Regions from separate parts of the Homo sapiens genome. Here all the other regions are linked to region 3. The links are chromatin contacts, found by Hi-C or POLR2A ChIA-PET in ENCODE. All regions are on one chromosome and are shown on one strand. The core of a region is the stretch at or near the end of the contact, and the rest is flanking DNA. Distances in the headings are between cores, read along the strand shown. Region 1 has its middle 3.7 kb from the start of MIR4457. Region 2 overlaps LPCAT1 (lysophosphatidylcholine acyltransferase 1). Region 3 holds the start of TENT4A (terminal nucleotidyltransferase 4A). Region 4 holds the start of SLC9A3-AS1 (SLC9A3 antisense RNA 1).

Region 1 (2,700 bases), core at 85-2,584, 5.4 Mb before region 3:
TATGCAGAAATTTCTAGGGAAGGGGTAGTAACCGTTGTGTAGTGGGGTCATTGCCATGGAAGTGGGTGGTAACGCCTGGGGGTTGCCACGGCAATGGTAAACACTGGTGGGTGTGTCTCATGGAAAGCCGCTTCCGCCCTGGCTGTGTTTCAGCTAGTCCTCAATTGGGTCTGGGGTCCAAGTCCCACCTCTGATCTCATAAGAAGTTGTTACGGATTGTACTGTGTCCTCCCCAAAATCTACGTGTTAAAGTCCTAACCCCCAGAACTTCAGAATGTGCCCTTATTTGGAAATAGAATATTTGCACGTGTGATTAGTTAAGATGGGGTCATTAGGGTGGCCCTAAGCCAGTGACTGGTGTCCTTATAAGAAGGAGAAATCTGGACACAGAGACAGACGGGCATCAAGGGAAGATGATGTGAGGACACAGGGAGAAGACGGCCATGTACAAGCCAAGGAGAGGCTGACACAGAGCATCCCTCGCAGCCTCAGAGGGAGCCAGTCCTGCCCACACCTGATCTGGGACCGTGGCCTCCAGAACTGAGTTGGCCAATGTCTGCTATTGAAGCTGCCAGCCACAGTGCTTTGTTGTGGCCGCCCCCACAAGCTCACACAGGGGTGGAGAAGCAGACGTTGCCACAGGTGTCACGTAAATCAAGACAGTGCTATGCCAATGTCATGCCAAGGCAGTTGATATTTGGGCCAGGCGCAGTGGTGCACACCTGTAGTCCTAGCACTTTGGGAGGCCGAGGTGGGTGGTGGATTGCTTGAGCCCAGGAGTTTGAGATTAGCCTAAGCAACATGGCAAGACCCCATTGCTACAAAAAAATACAAAAATTGGCTGGGCATGGTGGCTCAGGCCTGTAATCCCAGCAATTTGGGGAGCTGAGGTGGACAGATCAATTGAGGTCAGGAGTTCAAGACCACCCTGGCCAATATGGTGAAACCGCCTCTACTAAAAATACAAAAATTAGCCAGGTGTGCCTGTAGTCCCAGCTACTCAGGAGGCTGAGGTGGGAGGATCGCCTGTGCCCAGGGAGGTTGAGACTGCAGTGAGCTGAGATTGCACCACTGCACTCCAGCCTGGACAACAGAGTTAGACCTTGTCTTGAAAAAAAAAAAAAAGACAGTTGTCATTTTAGGTCAAACGGACAAATTCTTTAAACAAAATATAATAAAACATCAAGGGGAAATAGAAAATCTGCATGGTATTATTATCACAGAAGTTACAAAAATTAAAACAGTAGTGAAAAAAATATCCCACAAAGGAAACCGCAGACTTAGGCGGTTTCATCAGTTGCATCCACAAATGCCTTAGGGGATGATTTTAGACAACAGACAGGAGGAAATGGTCTCAGCCTCACCGTCCGTGGCCACGGCAGCTTCAGTGAGCCAGCCCTGCACAATCAGCTCTGCAAGGTGTGATTGGAGGGAACAGGAAACAGAAAACACAAAGAGAAGCCACCCAGAGGGTTGGTGAGGATACAAAGGGTTTTCAACGCCGCTAGTCAGCAGGGAAATGCACATTTAAACCGCGAAAAGGCTCCACTACACACCCACCAGAGTGGCTAAAATTAGACAGCAGCATTGTGTGCTGGAGAAGGGGTGATGCCATGGGGCTCACATGCCACAGTGCACAGCCAGAGTGGCACAGACCCCTTAGAACACGGGTGACATGTACTGGAGCTCAGCACACATGCACCACAACAGCCATGTCCCCCCTGGGTCTGTGCCCAAAGGCAGGCACAGCCACGTGCATGATTTGATCCGTAACGGCCCCGGTTCGTGCCATGGAATGCCACATGGAAGAAAGTCACAATGAGCACCGCTTGCGACAACACAGATGGACGCCAGACAGAGCCCAGCCCGAGAACCTGGGTACCAGAGCTCCCAGCATGACTGTTCATGTGTGGGACTTGGACCCGGTGACCCATGGGCTGGGTTCACCCGCCTGGTTTCCACTGAGAGGGCCCCGTGGGGCCGGGGTCTGTCTGTAGCCTGACTCGGGTGCTTGGTGCTGGAGTCTGGAAGCATGCAGGGCTTGTTGAGCTGCACGGGGTGCATCTGCCATGACACTGTGTGGAAATTGTATAGCAACAAGTTTTTTAAAAGTGCCTGCCGGCCTGGTGCAGCAACTCATGCCTGTAATCCCAGCACGTTGGGAGGCCAAGGCGGGCAGATCACGTGAGGTCAGGAGTTCAATACCAGCCTGGCAACATAGTGAAACCCCATCTCTACTAAAAATACAAAAATGAGCCGGGCGTGGTGGCAGATGTCTGTAACCCCAGCTACTCGAGAGGCTGAGGCAGGAGAATCGCTTGAACCCGGGTGGCAGAGGTTGCAGTGCCAGCCTGGGTGACAGAACGAGACTCCGTCTCAAAAAAAAAAAAAAAAAAAAAGTGTCTGCCTCTCAGTGCACCAGCTGAGTCCAGCCAGCAGGACAGAAGCCACTGGGACATCACACTGAAGGTTCAACAAGGGAAATGGCAGGATGAGGGGGAGGTGGGCATGTCCCCCCAGACATCCCGGTTCAGCCCCAGAACCGCGGATGTGATCCCACGTGCCAGAGTGGACTCGGTGGCCACCATCACACTTGGATCTTGGATGGGAGATGATGCTGGGTAATCGTCTGGGACTGATGTAACCACAGAGGGTCGGGGTGAGAATCAGGGATATGACCACGGAGGCAAAGGTTAGGGT
Region 2 (2,700 bases), core at 181-2,680, 5.2 Mb before region 3:
TTTTAACATCGCGCACGAGCTGGAAGGCGTCTGTGGAGGGACACTTGCTATTATAACATTGCGCACGAGCTGGAAGACATCCGTGGAGGGACACTTTCTGCTGTAACATCGCGCACCAGCTGGAAGGCGTCTGTGGAGGGACACTTGCTATTATAACATTGCGCACGAGCTGGAAGACATCCGTGGAGGGACACTTTCTGCTGTAACATCGCGCACCAGCTGGAAGGCGTTGGTGGGAAGTGGGGGTCCTCATCACCGGCCAATGCTCACCCACCTGACGGGGTTAGGGTCTGCCCTCACCAAGCACATACACCTGCCTCGGGGCCCCACCCGCCGCCCTCACCTGCCCCTGGGGCTCAGCTCCAAGGACGGGCGGATTTGGTCACAGCTGCAGCAGGACTTGCCCGGGATCTGCCTCTCTCTCTGAGTGGCTGCCACCTGATGGGCTCCCAAGGAATCAGGAGGAGCCCCAGCGAGGCCCAGCTAGAGCCACAGGCCGCAGAGGCTCAGGAACTTCCCCGTTCCCACTGGAATTGTGGCTGTACCCAGCAGCCGCTCCGCCTTCTCACTGGCCGGAGTTGTGCCCTTGCGGGCTGGAGCAAGGCACCATGGACTCTGTGGATGATTGTTTCTATTTTAAATTCTATTTAAATCTCTATTGAAAGAGTTTTTTTTTAACTGGAAAACTCAGGCATCAGAAGTACTCAAGTTTTAGAACAGGACAGGCGGTCTGAGAAGGGCTCCCCTGCCTGGCGACCTGAGGCCAGGCGAGTGAATCCCCAGGCAGCGCGTTCCTCCCAGGCTGCCAGCGAGTGCCACTATGTGGTCAGGAATTTGCGGTTGGTCCTGGCTGCGGGATTCTGCACAATTCTGGGAGAATGGAGCCCATGCTTGCCCCTAGGGCTGCCAGGAGCATCTGTCCCTAGGGCCAATTCTCCCTTCACGGTGGCCTGAGGCCAGAGGCCCGTGTCAGGGCTGAAACCTCGAGCTGACCGCCCAACCCACTCAGCTTTCGTCTCATGCAGGACATCCACCTGCAGCCTTGGTGTCCAGCTGGCACCCCAAGTCCCTGGGCCCGTGTGCCGCAGCTTCCCCTGTGTCCAGGGCTGGGTTGCCCCCTTCCTGCTGTGGGCTCAGCAGCACCTGGGAGCAAGCTCATGCAGTTCACCCAGCACTTCTGTGTGCCCAGGTGGACGGGTGGCTGTGTCAGGGGAGGCGGAGGACGGCAGGGCTGGCACAGACCCAGGCTCAAGCCCCAGCTCCAACGCCCGGCAGCCGAGTCCCAGCCCCTGAGACACGCAGTGTGGAGGAAATAGTCCTCATTGCCTGGGACCGAGCCCAGGAGCTCGCGTGGAGTGCCGAGACCTGCTGTGGGTGATAATGGCTCTGCTGCTACAGCTCAGCCGACCATCCCGACCATGTGTCAAGGGGACATCACTGAAACTCAGTAAGAATCAAAGGAAACCTCAACACCCTGGGGACCTCTCAGGAAAGTCCCCAAGAGCACAGAAACCCCCCATGAGCCTGAAAGGTCAGTGACTTCATGGAAACCCCGGTGGGAAAGTCTGCAGGGGTCTCTGGCCTCCCTAGTCTCCCAGGGGCCCCTGAGGGTCAGCAGCACCCAGACCCCGCCAGCACTGTGCACCCAAGGCAGGCTGCACAAGGGCCAGGCTGGGAGAAACCAAGATGAGGCAGTCAGAGCCCAGGGCTTCTGAATGCAGGAACAAGGCAGAGGGGAGGAGGTACGGGCTTCTAAACTGCACAGAAACCTCCATATTCACACATAGCTTGTGCTGGGCATGGGTCTAACGTCACTAGTTGCAACAATGAGGCTGGAAGATGGCTCAACAGGGACCCCTGAGGCCCCCAGAAGGCCATCACCCCTTATTCACCCTGACCATCCCCCACAGCCCACCCCACAGGAAGAAACAGTCCACCATGGCCCAGGGAGAGCCGTGTCCACATCTGCTCACAGCCTGTGCAGGGAGGCCGCTGCGGCCCAGGGACAGCCACATCCATGTTTGCTCACAGCCCGTGCAGGGAGGCCGGGGAGAGCCACATCCATGTCTGCTCACAGCCCGTGCAGGGAGGCCAGGGACAGCCACATCCATGTCTGTTCACAGCCCGTGCAGGGAGGCCACTGTGGCCCAGTGAGAGCTGCGTCCACTTCCAACAGCCACATTTGGTAGGCCCGCCTCTGCATCCTCGGGCTGTCAGTGCCATCGCTGGGCCCACGCAGCATCCTAGGGCCTTCTCACTGTCTTCGTTCTGCTCTGAGAGCTTGGAGCTGGCAGGCAGGTGGGGTGTGGGCATGTGGAGGGCGTGGGCCCAGGACCTTCCAGGAGGGGTCTCCAGGTACCCAGTCAGCCGATCCTGCTCTAGTGCCCTCTGACAAGGAGGGTGAGTGTGGGCACTGGAGAGGAAGGCCCCACATGGGCCTGTTTCAGGAGCAACTCAATCCCTGCAGAGCCCTGAGGGTCCCAGCCCTGCTGGAACCCACCACATCCAGCAGACCCCACAGGGCTCTGCTGAGCTCTATCACCCCCACCTCAGAGGCGGCACCCCTGGCCTGGGTCAGAACAGGGGGACTCAGGTGGACAGTGCAGCACAGACAAGAGACACTCAGGAGAAAGAAGGCACCTGGGCCCAGGAGGACCCTGCTGGAGGCTCCAGGAGCCTGAGGCTGGAGGCTGGGCCCAA
Region 3 (2,700 bases), core at 180-2,679:
GGTCATGATTTCCACGTGTACAATATGAAGGTATTTGAAAACGTCTGAAACATTCATTTTCATTACTAACCACCACCACTTGCCCCAAAGCCTTTGTATGCAACACACGGACCTTTCCTGTTGGGGCGATGTTTGAAGGGTCAAGTGCTTAGTAATGTCTACTCATCTGTGCTGGAGACGAGGGGGTAGCATTTACAACACGCCTGTACGAAGGCCAGGTCCCGTTCTACTTAAAAGGCTTGGAGCCCGGGCGCCACTGGGCTAAGGCAGCTTCAGGGCCCTGGCCCGGGAGTGCATTTGCGGGGACTCCGCCTGAAGACAGGGCGGCAGCCGCGGGGCCTCACGTCGCCCAGGCTCGCGGGGCACCGCGATGATCAACGACACTGGCGTTTGCTTTGGACCTCACAGGATGTGTGGTTGGCGCTGTATTCCAAACAGTGCCACTGTCAACCCGGCTTCCATCGCGCTCGGGACACCGGGATGGCAAACGGCAGGCTGTGGATGGCGGGCGGTTTCCCACTGACTCCTGCCCGCTCGGTGCAGCTGGAAAAACCGAAGCCGGGGGCCGGACGCGCCGCCCACCAGCCGTTCCTCGGCTAGCACTGCCCATTTTGCCCAGGGAATTAACTTGGAAGTTTTCACTTCACTTTTCGCATAGAAAATCATTTTAAAAAGCAAACCAAACGCCTGTAAGCAGACCCGCTAGGGAGCAGGACTCTGCCGCGTGTCCTTCCCGGCTCCGGAGCGGCGGAGCCAGCCACCCGGCACGGCACGCTGGCCGCTCACCCCGCGAGGTGCAGGGAGCACGTGGGCCGACGCGCGGACCCCAGAGAGCGCAGCGTGACCTGCTGCACGGACCCTCGGATGAGAGACCTGGGGCGGGATCTGCGACCGGGGCCCGCCCTTACGTCAGGAGGGAGGGCCGGCCGGCGGGGGAAGCGCCTGCGGTGGCGTCCGCTGCCCCCGCCCGGCTGCTCGGAAACTTCCACCGGCGGCGGTGACGGCCACGCTGCCCTGCGCACGCGCAGCGCGGCTCAGGCGGCAGCCCGGTGACACCGGCCCTAGCGCGCATGTCTGCACGCCGGGGTCTGCGCGCCGCGGCGGGCCGAGGGCGGCGTGCGGGCCTTCCAGCCGCTGCCTATTCCACCCAACGCCGGCCTAGTCAGTAATGGCTCAACGCCACCGCCTCTCCCTCCAGCCCCTCCCAGTCGCGTAGCTTCTGACGCCGTCCTCACCCCGCCCGCGGCCGACGGGGCCCCAACGCGCAGGCGCGGTAACCACGGCGGCAGTGTCTAGTGAGGATTTGAAATCGGTCGCGCGTGCGCACCGGCGACACGGCCCGGCGACCGAGGCCGCGCTTCCTCCTGCCGCCCCCGTCCCCGCCCCCTCCCCCGCCCCTCATTGGAGCGGACGCGGCGGCGGCCCCCTCCTTCCCCCGCGCTGTCGCCGCCGAGAGTGTCTTTTCACCGCCGCCGCCGCCGCCGCCGCAGGAGCGCCGAGCCAGCGGCGCGAGCGTGACTGAGGGCTAGCCGCACGGGCGGCGGCGCCTCCCGCGGGTCCTTCAGCCGCTCGGCGCCTGGGCCCGCCCCCTCGGCCCCGCCGCCCGCCCTTCTCCGATGGCCTCTCCCCGCGGCCCGAGTGGAACGCCGCCGCCGCCGCGGCCCCCGCGCCCGCCCCGCGCCGCGTGAAGCGGGAGCCCGGAGACCGCAGCCGCCCGCTGGGACGCGCCAAGCGCCGGAGCCGCCCGCCGCGGCCTGCCGGGGCCCATCACCGCCGCCGCCGCCCCACGCCGGAGCCCGACGGGAGCGCGGCTAGAGCAGGAGGCCGGGGCTCGGCCCGCCCGCCGCCGCCGCCGCCGCCGCCGCCACCGGCCCAGGCCCGTCCGTCCGTCCGTGCGCGCGCGGCCGGGCCTCGGGGCGCGGCGGGGGCGGGGCCGCGTCGGGGCGGGCGGGCGCGCGGGCCCCGCGGGGGCGGCGCGTGGATGGATCCGCGCGTGGCCTGGATCCAGCCCGAGCAGAAGGGGCCGGCCAATGCCCTGTGGATGCAGATCTGGGAGACCTCGCAGGGCGTGGGCCGCGGCGGCTCGGGCTTCGCGTCCTATTTCTGCCTCAACTCGCCGGCGCTGGACACGGCGGCCGCGGCGGGGGCGGCCGGGCGGGGCAGTGGCGGCCTGGGCCCCGCGCTGCCCGCCGCGTCGCCCCCGCCGCCCGGCCCCACCGCGCCCGCCGCGCTGCCCCCCGCGCTGCTGACGGCGCTGGGGCCCGCGGCCGAGGGCGCGCGGCGCTTGCACAAGTCGCCGTCGCTGTCGTCCTCGTCGTCGTCCTCCTCGTCCAACGCGGAGTCGGGCACCGAGAGCCCCGGCTGCTCGTCGTCGTCCTCCAGCAGCGCCTCGCTGGGCCGGCCGGGCGGCGGCCGCGGCGGCGCCTTCTTCAACTTCGCCGACGGCGCGCCCAGCGCCCCTGGCACAGCCAACGGGCACCCCGGGCCGCGCGGCCCCGCGCCCGCCGGCTCCCCGTCGCAGCACCAGTTCCACCCGGGTCGCCGGAAACGCGAGAACAAGGCCAGCACCTACGGCCTCAACTACCTGCTGTCCGGCAGCCGCGCGGCCGCTCTCAGCGGAGGGGGCGGCCCCGGGGCCCAGGCGCCGCGGCCCGGCACCCCGTGGAAGAGCCGCGCGTACAGCCCGGGCATCCAGGGGTG
Region 4 (2,700 bases), core at 97-2,596, 6.2 Mb before region 3:
GGACTCAATGTGCAATATTCAGTCAACATAAAACTCTTTAAGAACTCCTCCTGACTGGTGACTGTCAACACTTGATCTGAAACGTGAATAGTTTAATTTTCCTGAGCAAGGAGCTGCGAGTCTAGCTTTAGAAAAGCCCCTAGGAGTGTCCACCTCCACCACTTCCACCGTGCAGGCAGGTTTCAGGTGGGTTGGACCCTGTGGGACTTGCCGTCTGAGGGATGGATGGACTCCGAGCACCCTCCCCGGCTCAGCACCCGCGGCCTCCGCCCACTCAATGGACTGTGCCTCCCAGAGCTTGGGCTGGATGGTCTCCCTGCAGAGGACCAGGAGCTCTGTCCAAGGCCTCGCCCTGGGACGCTGGAAGGGGTGGGAAGGGTCAGGGGTCCGGGGTCTAGGACAGGCTCAGGGGTCTCAGCAGGTTCTCCTTGGAGGGCCTGAGCCTGGTAGGGGGGCGGTGCCCTGGGCCCCTCCATGCCCCCTGGTTTGTTAAGGGGGACAGAGCAGCTGCTGGGCCCCACCATCCACTTAAGGACTGGCCGTGATTCTTGGCAAGCTCCGCCCGCCAGGCCACCTCTCACCCAGCCAGGGCACCCCGGGCGACCTCCGCGCCAGGTGCGACAGCTCAGGCCGGAGACCTCGTCTGTGGGGACGGGCCGTGTCCGGGGCCGCCACCCTGAGACCGGGCGCGGGCAGGACGGAACCTGGGGGGGAAACGGGGCAGGTACTGGCTTTAGGAGTCTAAATCCCCAAACGCTGAGCAGACGGAAGACGTTCCTGCCACTTTACCTGCAGTTCAAAGACCTGGCGAGGGCCTGGAAACGGCGCTCGGCCCAGGCCGCTTGCGGGCGCTGGGCCTGCAGCCGCTGCAGGTCGGGCCCTGAGTCCTGGCGCTCGGGAGGTCCCTGAGTCGGTCCCCGAGTCAGTCCCCGGGCGCGGGGCTCGGTTGGGGGGGCCCGGAACCTTGGGCTGGTTTCACGCAAATCCGTTTGGGGCGAGCCTCGGTTTCCCGGCAGCGGTGGGAAAGGGCGCGAGCGGCCAGCCATGGCGCGCGGACCCTTCCCGCCGGCGGCGTCACAGCGGCGTCTCCTCCTGCTCCAGCGCGTGCGGCGGTGCGTGGCACGAGGGCGGCAGCGACGCCAGCTTCAGCAGCGCGGGGCGGCGGCGCGCGCGAGGCCGCTGGAACGAGCGCCGGCTGTGCACGCGGCGCGCCGCCGCCGAACGCGCGTGCGCACTCGGCAGCCCTCGGCGCTCCGGCCCCGCCCCCGGCGCAGGCCCCGCCCCCGGCTCGCCCTCGGGCGGCTCTGCGGGCGCAGGCGCGGCACTCTCGGAGTTCTGCGCAGGCGCTGGCGTGGGCGAGGCGGGGCTCGGGGCTCGCGGTCGCTGTAGCCGCGCGGGGATCTGGGGTTTCTCTGGGACAGCGGCGGCGGCGGTGGGCGGACCGTGGCGCGGGGACGAGCGGCCGGTTAGCGGCGTGTCGGAGCCGGTGTCACCTGCGGGAGAGGAAGGCGTGAGCGGCGCGCGGAGCCCGGGCGCTGGGGCGGGAGGGGCGTCCCCGGGGGCCTCAGCTGTCCCCGAGCCCGGCGGCTCTCGCCTCCCCTCCCGCGGCGCACCCCAGGCTCGGCGTCCGCTGGGGCCTCCTCCCAGGACCCGGGTTCGCGGGGCAGAGGCGGAAGCAGCAACAGCGAAGCCCCAGCCCGGCCCCGCCACGTCCCCCCGCCGGGGGTCCCGGGACAGCGGCCTCCTCGGCGCAGGAAGGTCCCGCCCCAGGCCCTGCAGCGCGGGAGGTCAAGGTCCCCAAGGGGACCTGCTTCCTCCATCTCAAACCGCCCTGGCGTCCCCCGGGTGCCTCCCAGGCCCCCAGAGGGAGCTCAGAAAGCCCAGACCCCACGGCCCGCCCCTCTCCCTGCTCTGAGCTGGAGGCAGAGTCCGGGTCTGCGGGGCCGGCCCTCCCTGTATCCCTGTGAGAGGGTCGGGGACCCGGGGCGTCTGTCTGGCTTCCCCCAGCCCTGCTCTCAGCTCCCTGGGAGCGCAGGATTTGGACTCGCGGACTAGCTTTCGGAGCCACCTAAAGGAAATCTCAGGCGGCCCTAGTGCCCTCAGCTCCGTGGGAGCAGCAGAGACGCCAGAGTATCTCTGTCCGGGCTCCTGAGGGAGGTGCGGCCAGCAGGGCGCTAGAGGAGGAAGAGGGGCTGCTGGAGAGAGAGAGCGCGCCAGGTTCAGGTCCAGGGAGGAGAGAGAGCGAGCGCGCGAGGCGGAGACCTGGAGGGAGAGGAGCTGCGGAGAGGGGTTAGGCGGGGAGGGAGAGAGAGAACCAGGTTCCGGTCCAGGGAGGAGAGAGACAGCGCGCGCGAGGCGGAGACCTGGAGGAGAGGAGCTGCGGAGAGGGGTTAGGCGGGGAGAGAGAGAGAGCGAGCCAGGTTCAGGTCCAGGGAGGAGAGAGACAGCGCGCGCGAGGCGGAGACCTGGAGGGAGAGGAGCTGCGGAGAGGGGTTAGGCGGGGAGGGAGAGAGAGAACCAGGTTCAGGTCCAGGGAGGAGAGAGACAGCGCGCGCGAGGCGGAGACCTGGAGGAGAGGAGCTGCGGAGAGGGGTTAGGCGGGGAGAGAGAGAGAGCGAGCCAGGTTCAGGTCCAGGGAGGAGAGAGACAGCGCGCGCGAGGCGGAGACCTGGAGGGAGAGGAGCTGCGGAGAGGGGTTAG

The links. A loop is a pair of places that touch in the nucleus more often than their neighbours do. ChIA-PET counts read pairs that join two places held with the same protein, here RNA polymerase II (POLR2A). Pooled maps may share reads with other maps.
Region 1: a pooled map shows a loop between it and region 3 (8-fold over the local background). The contact joins the enhancer-like site here to the promoter of TENT4A in region 3. A Hi-C loop is called at or near these places in 2 of 37 single-sample maps with no recorded cell type and 4 of 50 pooled maps.
Region 2: a loop to region 3 is called in a pooled map, with 5 times the contacts of the local background. The contact joins the enhancer-like site here to the promoter of TENT4A in region 3. A Hi-C loop is called at or near these places in 7 of 37 single-sample maps with no recorded cell type and 3 of 50 pooled maps.
Region 4: a loop to region 3 is called in a map of CD8-positive, alpha-beta T cell, with 18 times the contacts of the local background. The contact joins the promoter of SLC9A3-AS1 here to the promoter of TENT4A in region 3. A Hi-C loop is called at or near these places in 1 of 168 maps with a recorded cell type or tissue (CD8-positive, alpha-beta T cell) and 6 of 50 pooled maps. POLR2A ChIA-PET finds 5 or more read pairs at or near these places in 1 of 52 experiments (HEK293).

The regions. Positions count from the first base shown.
Region 1 is chr5:1,311,762-1,314,461 of GRCh38, forward strand. No RefSeq gene overlaps it. Among named protein-coding and RNA genes, the nearest start is that of MIR4457, 3.7 kb to the left of the region's middle. RefSeq lists an enhancer at 1,267-1,336. Within about 2 kb of position 1,335, at least 3 of the 41 ENCODE cell types and tissues checked have a DNase peak (open chromatin) inside an H3K27ac peak, as active enhancers do.
Region 2 is chr5:1,483,726-1,486,425 of GRCh38, forward strand. The region is part of intron 5 of LPCAT1 (lysophosphatidylcholine acyltransferase 1); the gene reads right to left. Among named protein-coding and RNA genes, the nearest start is that of MIR6075, 26 kb to the right of the region's middle. Within about 2 kb of position 1,431, at least 3 of the 41 ENCODE cell types and tissues checked have a DNase peak (open chromatin) inside an H3K27ac peak, as active enhancers do.
Region 3 is chr5:6,712,003-6,714,702 of GRCh38, forward strand. TENT4A (terminal nucleotidyltransferase 4A) reads left to right here and starts at 1,430. Exons shown (of 13, transcript NM_006999.6): 1 at 1,430-2,697. The coding sequence starts at 1,982. RefSeq lists an enhancer at 519-578 and silencers at 749-1,188, 1,299-1,668, 1,969-2,038, 2,409-2,700.
Region 4 is chr5:471,890-474,589 of GRCh38, forward strand. SLC9A3-AS1 (SLC9A3 antisense RNA 1) reads left to right here and starts at 1,347. Exons shown (of 7, transcript NR_125375.1): 1 at 1,347-1,510. SLC9A3 (solute carrier family 9 member A3) reads right to left here. Exons shown (of 17, transcript NM_004174.4): 17 at 1-1,493. The coding sequence ends at 1,490. SLC9A3-OT1 (SLC9A3 3' UTR overlapping transcript 1) reads right to left here and starts at 1,076. Exons shown (of 2, transcript NR_024158.1): 1 at 790-1,076; 2 at 1-76. RefSeq lists enhancers at 28-670, 671-1,311 and silencers at 555-684, 1,045-1,114, 1,235-2,054.